Linked DNA regions of Homo sapiens: all the other regions are linked to region 3. The links are chromatin contacts, found by Hi-C or POLR2A ChIA-PET in ENCODE. All regions are on one chromosome and are shown on one strand. The core of a region is the stretch at or near the end of the contact, and the rest is flanking DNA. Distances in the headings are between cores, read along the strand shown.

The links. Hi-C counts contacts between places; a loop is a spot of excess contacts on that map. ChIA-PET counts read pairs that join two places held with the same protein, here RNA polymerase II (POLR2A). Pooled maps may share reads with other maps.
Region 1: a loop to region 3 is called in a map of B cell, with 6 times the contacts of the local background. The contact joins the promoter of FCSK here to the promoter of EXOSC6 in region 3. A Hi-C loop is called at or near these places in 1 of 168 maps with a recorded cell type or tissue (B cell) and 7 of 50 pooled maps. POLR2A ChIA-PET finds 5 or more read pairs at or near these places in 1 of 52 experiments (activated T-cell).
Region 2: a map of CD8-positive, alpha-beta T cell shows a loop between it and region 3 (13-fold over the local background). The contact joins the enhancer-like site here to the promoter of EXOSC6 in region 3. A Hi-C loop is called at or near these places in 3 of 168 maps with a recorded cell type or tissue (CD4-positive, alpha-beta memory T cell, CD8-positive, alpha-beta T cell and naive thymus-derived CD4-positive, alpha-beta T cell), 2 of 37 single-sample maps with no recorded cell type and 12 of 50 pooled maps. POLR2A ChIA-PET finds 5 or more read pairs at or near these places in 19 of 52 experiments (A673, AG04450, CD4-positive, alpha-beta T cell and 16 more).

What each region holds. Positions count from the first base shown.
Region 1 is chr16:70,453,178-70,455,980 of GRCh38, forward strand. FCSK (fucose kinase) reads left to right here and starts at 1,418. Exons shown (of 24, transcript NM_145059.3): 1 at 1,418-1,453. LOC124903708 (a long non-coding RNA gene) reads right to left here and starts at 1,359. Exons shown (of 2, transcript XR_007065104.1): 1 at 1,141-1,359; 2 at 1-290.
Region 2 is chr16:70,378,597-70,381,605 of GRCh38, forward strand. It overlaps ST3GAL2 (ST3 beta-galactoside alpha-2,3-sialyltransferase 2), which reads right to left. Exons shown (of 7, transcript NM_006927.4): 7 at 1-3,009. Among named protein-coding and RNA genes, the nearest start is that of DDX19A, 33 kb to the left of the region's middle. RefSeq lists enhancers at 2,666-2,835, 2,866-2,925. Within about 2 kb of position 1,500, at least 39 of the 41 ENCODE cell types and tissues checked have a DNase peak (open chromatin) inside an H3K27ac peak, as active enhancers do; they include A673, CD4-positive, alpha-beta T cell, CD8-positive, alpha-beta T cell and 2 more, where a contact is called at or near this core.
Region 3 is chr16:70,250,406-70,253,265 of GRCh38, forward strand. It overlaps EXOSC6 (exosome component 6), which reads right to left and starts at 1,535. Exons shown (of 1, transcript NM_058219.3): 1 at 1-1,535. The coding sequence starts at 1,495. The coding sequence ends at 677. It overlaps AARS1 (alanyl-tRNA synthetase 1), which reads right to left. Exons shown (of 21, transcript NM_001605.3): 21 at 1,893-2,501. The coding sequence ends at 2,316. RefSeq lists silencers at 742-1,061, 1,192-1,281 and enhancers at 1,662-1,711, 1,752-1,941, 2,576-2,860.

The sequences.
Region 1 (2,803 bases), core at 168-2,667, 200 kb after region 3:
TTTTTTTTTTTTTAGACAGGGCCTCACTGTGTTGCCCAGGCTGGAGTGCAGTGGTGCAATCTCAGCTCACTGCAACCTCTGCCTCCCGGGTTCAAGCGATTCTCCTTCCTCAGCCTCCCAAGCTGCTGGGACTACAGGTGCGCGCCACCACGCTCAGCTAATTTTTGTATTTTTAGTAGACGGGGTTTCACCATATTGGCCAGGCTGGTCTTCAACTCCCGACCTCATGATCCACCCGCCTCGGCCTCACCAAAGGGCTGGGACTACAGGTGCGAGCCACCGTGCCTGGCCTGAAAGAGGAAATTTTTAAAAGGCATGGGTAGGTAAGAGGCAAATGGCTGCATTCTTCTGAGTCTTTGATAAGCCTTTCACATGTTAGAGGGGGATAGAGGACTAGTCACTTATGCATTCATCTAGCTCAGTGAATATGCATTTTTACATAAGAAAAAATAAACATAGGGCAGAGGAAGCAATGAGATATGCATTTGTCTCAGGTGAGCTGAGAGATGACTTTCAGTGCTGTCAAAGCCCAGCACCTGTGAAGATAAGCTATAAATTTACATTGTCACTGAAATTCCACACAACTGTTTTAGGGTACAGATTTGGGGGCACACAAGGAATTTCCTAGTGGGCAAGTTGTGAGGGCCAGGCCATATCTAGCTTTTTTATCTTTGTAGTTATCTTGTTTAAGAATAAAATGGGAGGTAGGTTTCCCTGATGCAGTTCTCAGCTTGACTTTTCCCTTTGACTTAGTGACTTTGGGGTCCTGAGATTTATTTTCCTTTCACATAGTAACCTAGAGAGAGACACTCAGAGTATTTCCAATTGTCATCTATGACAATCAATGCTGCCATTCACAACTTTCCCAAAAGGTCCGCAGATCCCCTCCCCATTACGGAGTTGGAAAGTTTCTTCCCAAAGGATCCACGTGATGAAACCAGCGCAAACCTTTCCAACTGCAAATCGAATGGCAGCTGCTTCCGCTTGGGCAAAGCGTGATTTTTTTTTTTCCTCCATCAGTGGATTTTTCTCCAGAGGAAAGCGGAAGCTCCTGGTGCCGTCCAGAAGGTGTTAAAAAAAAAAAAAAAAAAAAACCCAAACGAGAAAACAAACAAAAAAGCTACACATTAACCTATTAACCTGGATCCCGGAGTCCCAGAAAACGGGCCTCTGTCTTTAAGGCGCTTCGGTCCTCTGGGAGTTGTAGTTTCGTGGGTCCTGGAGCGGCCCCCTTCCCATCTCCCTTCTGGATTGCAGCCCCGCTGCCCTTCAGGAAAGCGCTGCCCCGGCCACCCACGCTGGCCTATGCGGTGGCTCCGACCGTGTTTTTTGCCGGACGGGGGCTCGGCCTTGGGGGGGCGCGGAGGTGAAACTACACTTCCCGGAGTGCACCGCGAGGGTCGCGCAGCCTCGCGTTAAAGAGCCCGCTCCGCCGAGCGCCGGGCGACGGCAGGTACGTCAGTCCGCGAGGGTCGCCGCAGCGCCCCTTGCGCCCCTTGCGCCCCTTGCGCCCCCTCAGCTTTCCGGTGCACCCTCCCTGACTGGGAGCACCGAGTCGACCCGCGGGCCGCCCGGGTCCTGACAGGGAAGAGTCCCCGGGAGCTCTGCGGTGCCCCGGGAGCCCACAGGTGTTTCTACGCTCCCGCGTCCATTTGGCCTGGGTCTTCCAAGGGGAGCCCCGCGACCCGGCTGGTGCGGCCGGACCTGCTGGCAGCTGGGACCGGGAGGGATGCGGGCCTCAGAGGATCCTCACCCTGAGGCAGGTGGGGCCCTGGATGCCGGCGCTGCTCTGATTTTACTTTGAGGCCGCTTCTCCTCTCTCAGTTTACCCGGCCAGGGCTCAGTATTATGCACAAATCTCAATGATGTGCTCTTGGGTAATTTACAAAACGATTTTACTCCCAAGTAACTTCTTTCGGTCTGTTATTTAGAAGGCAGCAAGTCAGAGTCCTCCGTGAGCCTTTTTTTCCTCTTTAAAGTTCTAAAATGTGCAGTCCCTGACCCACCTGTCTTCAAAAGGTTCATATGAAGAGTTCTTAGTACTTTATTCTATCTCTGGCTCCCCAACCCTATCCCAGTCTTGGACAGCGTGGGGCTGAGGACACTAAAAAATATTTCAACTTGATCTCAGCAGATGAGGCTGTATTGAAAGTGGGTAGAGGCTGGGCGCCAAGGCTCATGCCTGTAATCCCAGCTACTTGGGAGGCTGAGGCGAGGGAATCGCTTGAACTCAGGAGATGGAGGTTGCAGTGAGCCAAGATCACGCCACTGCACTCCACCCTGGGCGACAGAGCGAGACTACGTCTCAAAAACAAAACAAAACAAACCAACAACAACAACAACAAAAGAACCTTAGGGCCTTAGGGCACACTTTCTCAGGACCTCTTGAGATTGTGTAACTCCAGCAAACTATTAATTAAAAAAAAAAAAAAGGCCGGGCGAGGTGGCTCACGCCTGTAATCCCAGCACTGTGGGAGGCGGAAGCAGGTAGATCACCTATGGTCAGGAGTTTGAGACCAGCGTGGCCAACATGGCAAAACCCCCTCTCTACTAATAATACAAAAATTAGCTGGGCGTGGTGGTGCACGTCTGTAATCCCAGCTACTTGGGAGGCTGAGGCAGGAGAATCACTTTAACCTGGGAGGCGGAGATTGCAGTGAGCCGAGATCGCGCCATTGCACTCCAGCCTGACGACAGAGGGAGACTGTCTCAAAAAAAAAAAAAGCCAGGCATGGTGGCTTACACCTGTAATCCCAACACTTAGGAAGGCCAAGGCGGGAGGATTACTTGAGTCCGGGAGTTG
Region 2 (3,009 bases), core at 250-2,749, 130 kb after region 3:
GAGACTGAGGCAGGAGAATGGCGTGAACCCGGGAGGCGGAGCTTGCAATGAGCCGAGATCCCACCACTGCACTCCAGCCTGGGCGAGAGTGAGAATCAGTCTCAAAAAAAAAAAATCGGCCAGGCACACTGGCTCACGCCTGTAATCCCAGCACTTTGGGAGGCCGAGGCGGGCAGATCACCTGAGGTCTGGAGTTCAAGACTAGCCTGACCAACATGGAGAAAACCCGTCTCTACTAAAAATATAAAATTATCCGGGAGTGGTGGTGCATGCCTGTAATCCCAGCTACTCCCTACTCTCCTGAGGCAGAAGAATCGCTTGAACCCAGGAGGTGGAGGTTGGGATGAGCCGACATCGGGCCATTGCACTCCAGCCTGGGTAACAGAACAAGACTCTGTCTCAATAAATAAATAAATTAAATAAATAAAAATGCGGGTTGCCTGTGGCATGGTGGAAATTGGGCTGTGGAGGCAGGGCTGTGCCAGAGGGGAAAACCTGACTTAGATGCACTTCCCTGAGAGGTGGGGACAGCCCAGCCTGTGGCCACCCAAATGTATCGGAGCCTGATGGATACCTGGAGACATCATGTTGACAGAGGCCAAAGTGGTTACAGGACAGCCACTGCGAGGAGCTGCTACCAGGAATCCTCTCCAATGAACTCCTCTCCTGGAGGAAACTCAAGAGGCGACAACGAGCTGATTTTTAACCAAAATGCTTGTACCCGCTCAGATTTCAGTGTCTTGGAGCGCAGAGTCCAGGAATGAGGTGCCTCCTGTATAGGTGGGGGAGGGTATCTGGGAGTCATCTCGCCCCTCCCATATCCCCCAACGTTCTCAGCCATTATCAGTCACAGCTATCCTACCAGACCCGCCTTCTTCCATCATGCCCATTTCAGAACAATGAAGGACTAGACAGTTTTTTGTTCCTTTTAATTCAGAAAGGGAAGGAAATAAAAAAGTGTGTTTAAATTACTATTGCAGAAAATCTGGCTGGATGCTGGGACCTACCTCTTCCAGGATGGGGATTCATGATTTAATTTTTTTGAGACAGGGTCTTGCTCTGTCGCCCAGGCTGGAGTGCAGTGGCACAATCTCGGCTCACTGCAACCTTCGCCTCCTCGGTTCAAGGGATTCTCCTGCCTCAGCCTTCCAAGTAGCTGGGATTACAGGTGCGCACCACTGCGCCTGGCTAATTTTTGTATTTTTTTTTTTTTTTGGTAGAGACGAGGTTTCACCATATTGGCCAGGCTGGTCTCGAACTCCTGACCTTAAGTATTAAGTAATCCGCCCGCCTTGGCCTCCCAAAGTGCTGGGATGACAGGTGTGAGCCACCGTACCTGGCGGGATTCATGATTTAAAGCAAAAGAAAAAAAAGAAATAAATTATTCTGCTCAATACTGTTTGGCATAATTGCATTGCTTTTCATCAACACTCAAAACAGCCTCTTCAGGAAGCACTGAGATGGGAGTGGCAAGACTGGCTGAGGCCTAGCTCTCTAAAACGGTGGGGGAGGGGGGAGCGCCCTGAGAGAGGCATTCTACTAACCCCACCCCAATCACCCCTATTTTTACTCTTTCTACTTTCGGAATTGGAAAGAACGACACTCGAGCTAGGTTCCAATATATTAACTTTCAGGGGCCCACTGCCCATCCCAACCCTCCCCTAACAAAGTCCCCTGCCGGTCCCTGTTCCCTCAGCCAGCTGCAGGAACCTACCAACGGCCAGGAAGCTGCCTGGTGGTGTCAACTAAGAAAAGGGGGAGCATCTGCGCCGTCACTGTTGGGGAGGGGGCTCTATTAGTGGTTTGAGAGCTTCACAGAAGCCTTCCCCCTCCTAAACCTCCCCAGCTTCGAAGGGGGAGAATTCCACCAGCAGCCCCGTCAGGGACCTAAGCTGGGTTCAGCCATGCAAGCAGCTTCCAGGTGGAACCCCGGCCGCGAGCTTCCCAGCCCTTCTAGAGCGGGAGATGGAGAGCAGGGTGGAGGCAGGCGGCTTGCGGCGCGCAAGTCTCCTCTTCCCCGGCCGGCTCCCGGCTGCGAGCTCTGCCAGCTCAGAATTTGCAAAGAATCTGCGGTTTGGCCACCCACGGCAGCTTCAGCTTAACCAAAGAATGAGCCCCAGGCAAAGTTACCCCCAGGCAAGAGGCGATGGGTGGAGGAGGAGGTACATGCAGCGGGCAGCCGGGCCCATAGCCAGCCTCCTTCCGCCGTGCAGCCCCCTCCCCAGGGGCCAGAGCCGGCCGAAGACTGGGGGTAGGGACGGAGTCGGGGGACGGGATTTTTTTCCAGAGCAACAGGTAGGCTGGTGAGGAGGCCTCCGGCCCAGGGAGAGGCGCTGAGAAGGCTGCGGGTGAACGGGAGGGTCGAGGGCACACGTGAGTGACAGCACCTTGCACTGAAGGGGACAGGGCTTCCTCGAGCTCTGCCCTGTCCCCTCCACCTGTCCGGAGTTCGGCCCGGGAGCACCCCACCCCGCAGAGGGCGCCACTCCCGGCTTCCTGGAGACGCAGGAAGCCCTGGGGGCGCAGCCATCCCACAGCGCGGCCGAGGTGGGACTGGGGGTCCCGCAGCGACCGCTTTTCTTTGGTGGGTCTGCACGCACCTATCCGGGCAGGCGGGGAAAGGGGCCGGGCGGCCACCTATCTCCTGAGGCCCGCAAAGACCGCCCGCTCTCCTCCAGGTCTGGCCAGCTACTAAGACGATCCTCCGCCCGAGGCTGACGGAAGTGCTTCGCCGAGGCCCGCGCCATGCTCTCCTCCTCAGAAAGCGTGAAAGAAAACCCTAACCCAAAGCATGAGGGAGTGGGGATTGAGCGGCCGCTGGCCCGCCCCCGAAGGCCATTGATTGGAGGAGACTGGACACAGCGCCGGAAGTTTTCCTTGAGTCACATGATTGGCTGGGAGAAACAGAAGCTCCGCCCGACCGCAGCGCAGATTGGTGCCAGGCCCGGCCGGTCCCCCAGTCTCGTGATTGGCGGGGCACAGCAGACGCCCCTGGGCTGCAGCATGATT
Region 3 (2,860 bases), core at 285-2,784:
CACCTGTAATTCCAGCACTTTGGGAGGCCAAGGCGGGTGGATCACCTGAGGTCAGGCATTCGAGAACAGCCTGGCCCACATGGCGAAACCCCATCTCTACTAAAAATACAAAAATTAGCCCGGTATGGAGGCATGTGCCTGTAATCCCAGCTACTTGGGAGGCTGAGGCAGGAGAATGGATTGAACCCAGGAGGCAGAGGTTGCAGTGAGCCAAGATTGCACCATTGCACTCCAGCCTGGGCAACAGAACAAGACTCCATCAAAAAAAAAAAAAAAAAAAAAAGAAAGAAAGAAGAAAAGAAAATTAGCCAGGTGTGGTTGCATGCACCTGTAGTCCCAGCACTTTGGGAGGCCAAGGCAGGAGGATCAATCAAGGCTAGGAGTTTGAGACTGCAGAAAGAAACCCTGTCTCTAAAAAAAAGGTCCAGGTAATTTCAGGGTCCAGCTCCACCACAAGCGCAGCTCCAGGGGCTGTTGAGTTTTGCCTTTATCATTCCAAGTAGTCCCTGCTCCAGACCAAGTCCCACCATCTGGCAGTCAGGTCAGTCCAACCACAGTCATATCAGGGCCCTTCCAGGAATTCTCGACGCAAACTGGAGGCCGATGGCGCGGGTCTTTTCGTGGACGGCGGCAGCACGGTCCTCGGCTTGCGTCCGTAGTTGCTCAGGCTTCTGGTTCAGGGCTGGGCGGCGGCGCCCCTGCGGCGGGCGGCCCGCACCAGGCTCTGCTGCAGCACGGGGTAGAGGCGCTGGCAGCCCTCGAGGCCCAGGCGTACGGCCTCCGCCCAGCTCTCTGTCAGGCCGCCCTCGCCGCTGCCCAGCAGCCCGGCCACCTGATTCAGCACAGGCATGAGCGCCACGGTGAGGCCGGCGGCGGCGCGCTCTTCCTCGAGCCGCGTGGGGTCCAGGAGCCAGGTGGGCGCGGGCCCCGGCGCGAGGCTGAGGCCGCAGCCCACCACCAGGTCGTACATCTCCACGCCCGCGTCGGCCAGGGCGAGCGCGGCGGCGGTGAGCGCGGCGGCCAGGGCCGAGCCACCGTCCTCCAGCAGCAGCGCCGACACCTCGAGCTGCGCGCGCGGGTAGCGGCCCAGGCGCACAGCCGGCTCCAGCGCCTCCTGCAGCGCCAGCGCCAGCTCACGCTCCTCGCAGCCGCCCGGGGGAGCGCGGCGCCGGCGGCCCGCGAAGGGTGCGCGGCGGAAGTCGCAGAGCAGGCGACCGCGCAGCGCGGCCGGGGCCTCGCCGCCTGCTCCGGCCGGGCCGCCGCCGCGCTCGCCGCCCTCGGCCTGTCGCGGGCCCGACACGGCACACAGCACCTTGGTGCCTCCCGCCTCCAGGTAGGCCGAGCCCTTGGCCTGGCTCAGCAGCCCGGCGCGCGCGTACACGGGCCGTAGCCGCGTTGGGTCGCGGGTGCCGGGCGCCTCCTCCTCGTCGGCCGCGTACAGCTGCGGCGGCTGCGATTCTTCAGGGCCGCGGATGCGGCGGTGATCCCCAGGCATGGCGGTTCTTGGCGTGCGAACCCCTTCCGCCCAACGCCCTGCCGCATCCACTGGTTCTTCCGTTGTTTAAAGACGCGCGGCTGCGCATGGGCTGTCGAGAGAGCGGCGGGAGGCACTACAGCGCCCCTGGAGGCCCGGAGGGAGAACGGCCCGGTCCCAGTTGTGCAGGGTAGCCGGATCCATCCATCTTGCTGGAAGGGAGGGGGGAGAGCAGCTCCAAGAAAGGCTTCTCTGCTTCCAACTACCTCCACCCCTCATCTACTGAATTATGAACGCCTTGCTCCAAGTCACCCCACCTATTTGGCCTCCACCTCCACAGACGTTTGAGGCAGCCCTAGGGGCTGTTCCCAAAATTTTGGGTTCTGGGGCTGGACTAGGTGAACACCACAGCAGCCAGCAGGAGCCACAGCATTTATTCTACAGACGCCAAAGGCTGTCAAAAGAGCCAGCCCCTATTGGGAAGAGGGATAGAGATCATGCGGCATTAAGTATTGCACGTGGTCCTTTTATTCTCTGCAGCAAAAACGATTCCTACTTGCTGACGCGGAAAGCTCAGGTCTGGAGAGCCGTTATCTATAGATGCGAGCGTGACGATCAACAGCAATGCGGGGTTAGTGGTTCTAGACCGATGGCACTGACGTGGAGGGCTCAGGGCAGAAATTTAAGGGGCACTGAGACATAGGACTGCTCCCAAGTGTGTTCCAGTTACTGCTGGGTTAGGAGGGGCTCTTTAAAGGTCCCAAGATTCAAATGTTCTTGTAGCAGATGAAGAGCTCTTGGCTGGACGGATGGATCCAGTGGGAGCCTCCTCCTTCCCCACTCAGTTCTTTACATCCCCGAGGCGCAGCTGGGCGAAGGAAGTGGCCAGCTGCAGCGCCTCCTGCAGGCAGCCAACGTTCTTGCCTGTGGCCTGTGCAGACACATCCTTGCCACCACCTTTACCGTCCATCAAGCCTGACACCTGCTGCACCCACTCGCTGGCTTTTAAGCCCCGATTGGCTGCATTCTAGAAGACAGGAAGGGAAGGGGGAGTCAGCACAGAAGATGGGATTGAGGGAGGAATGCAGGGAAAGAAAGGATGGAGGAGCCATCACCCACTCCTTGCCCTGGGTGATACTGCTGGAGGCCGAGACAGACTTTACGGCTGGTACAGGGGGCGGCCATGGCCACTGCCAGGACAGGACAGAGTGGCAAAGCCAGGTATCAACCAGATGTCTTCACCAATAAGAAGGCCTGGGTAAGGGGTACTGGCAAAGGTAACCAACCGGTGGGCAGAAAGGCTGTTTCGAATGCAGGCTGTACACACACAGGCCTCAGCCAACAACCTTAAGACCTAACACTTCCCACTGGTGCGAGGTGGTGCTG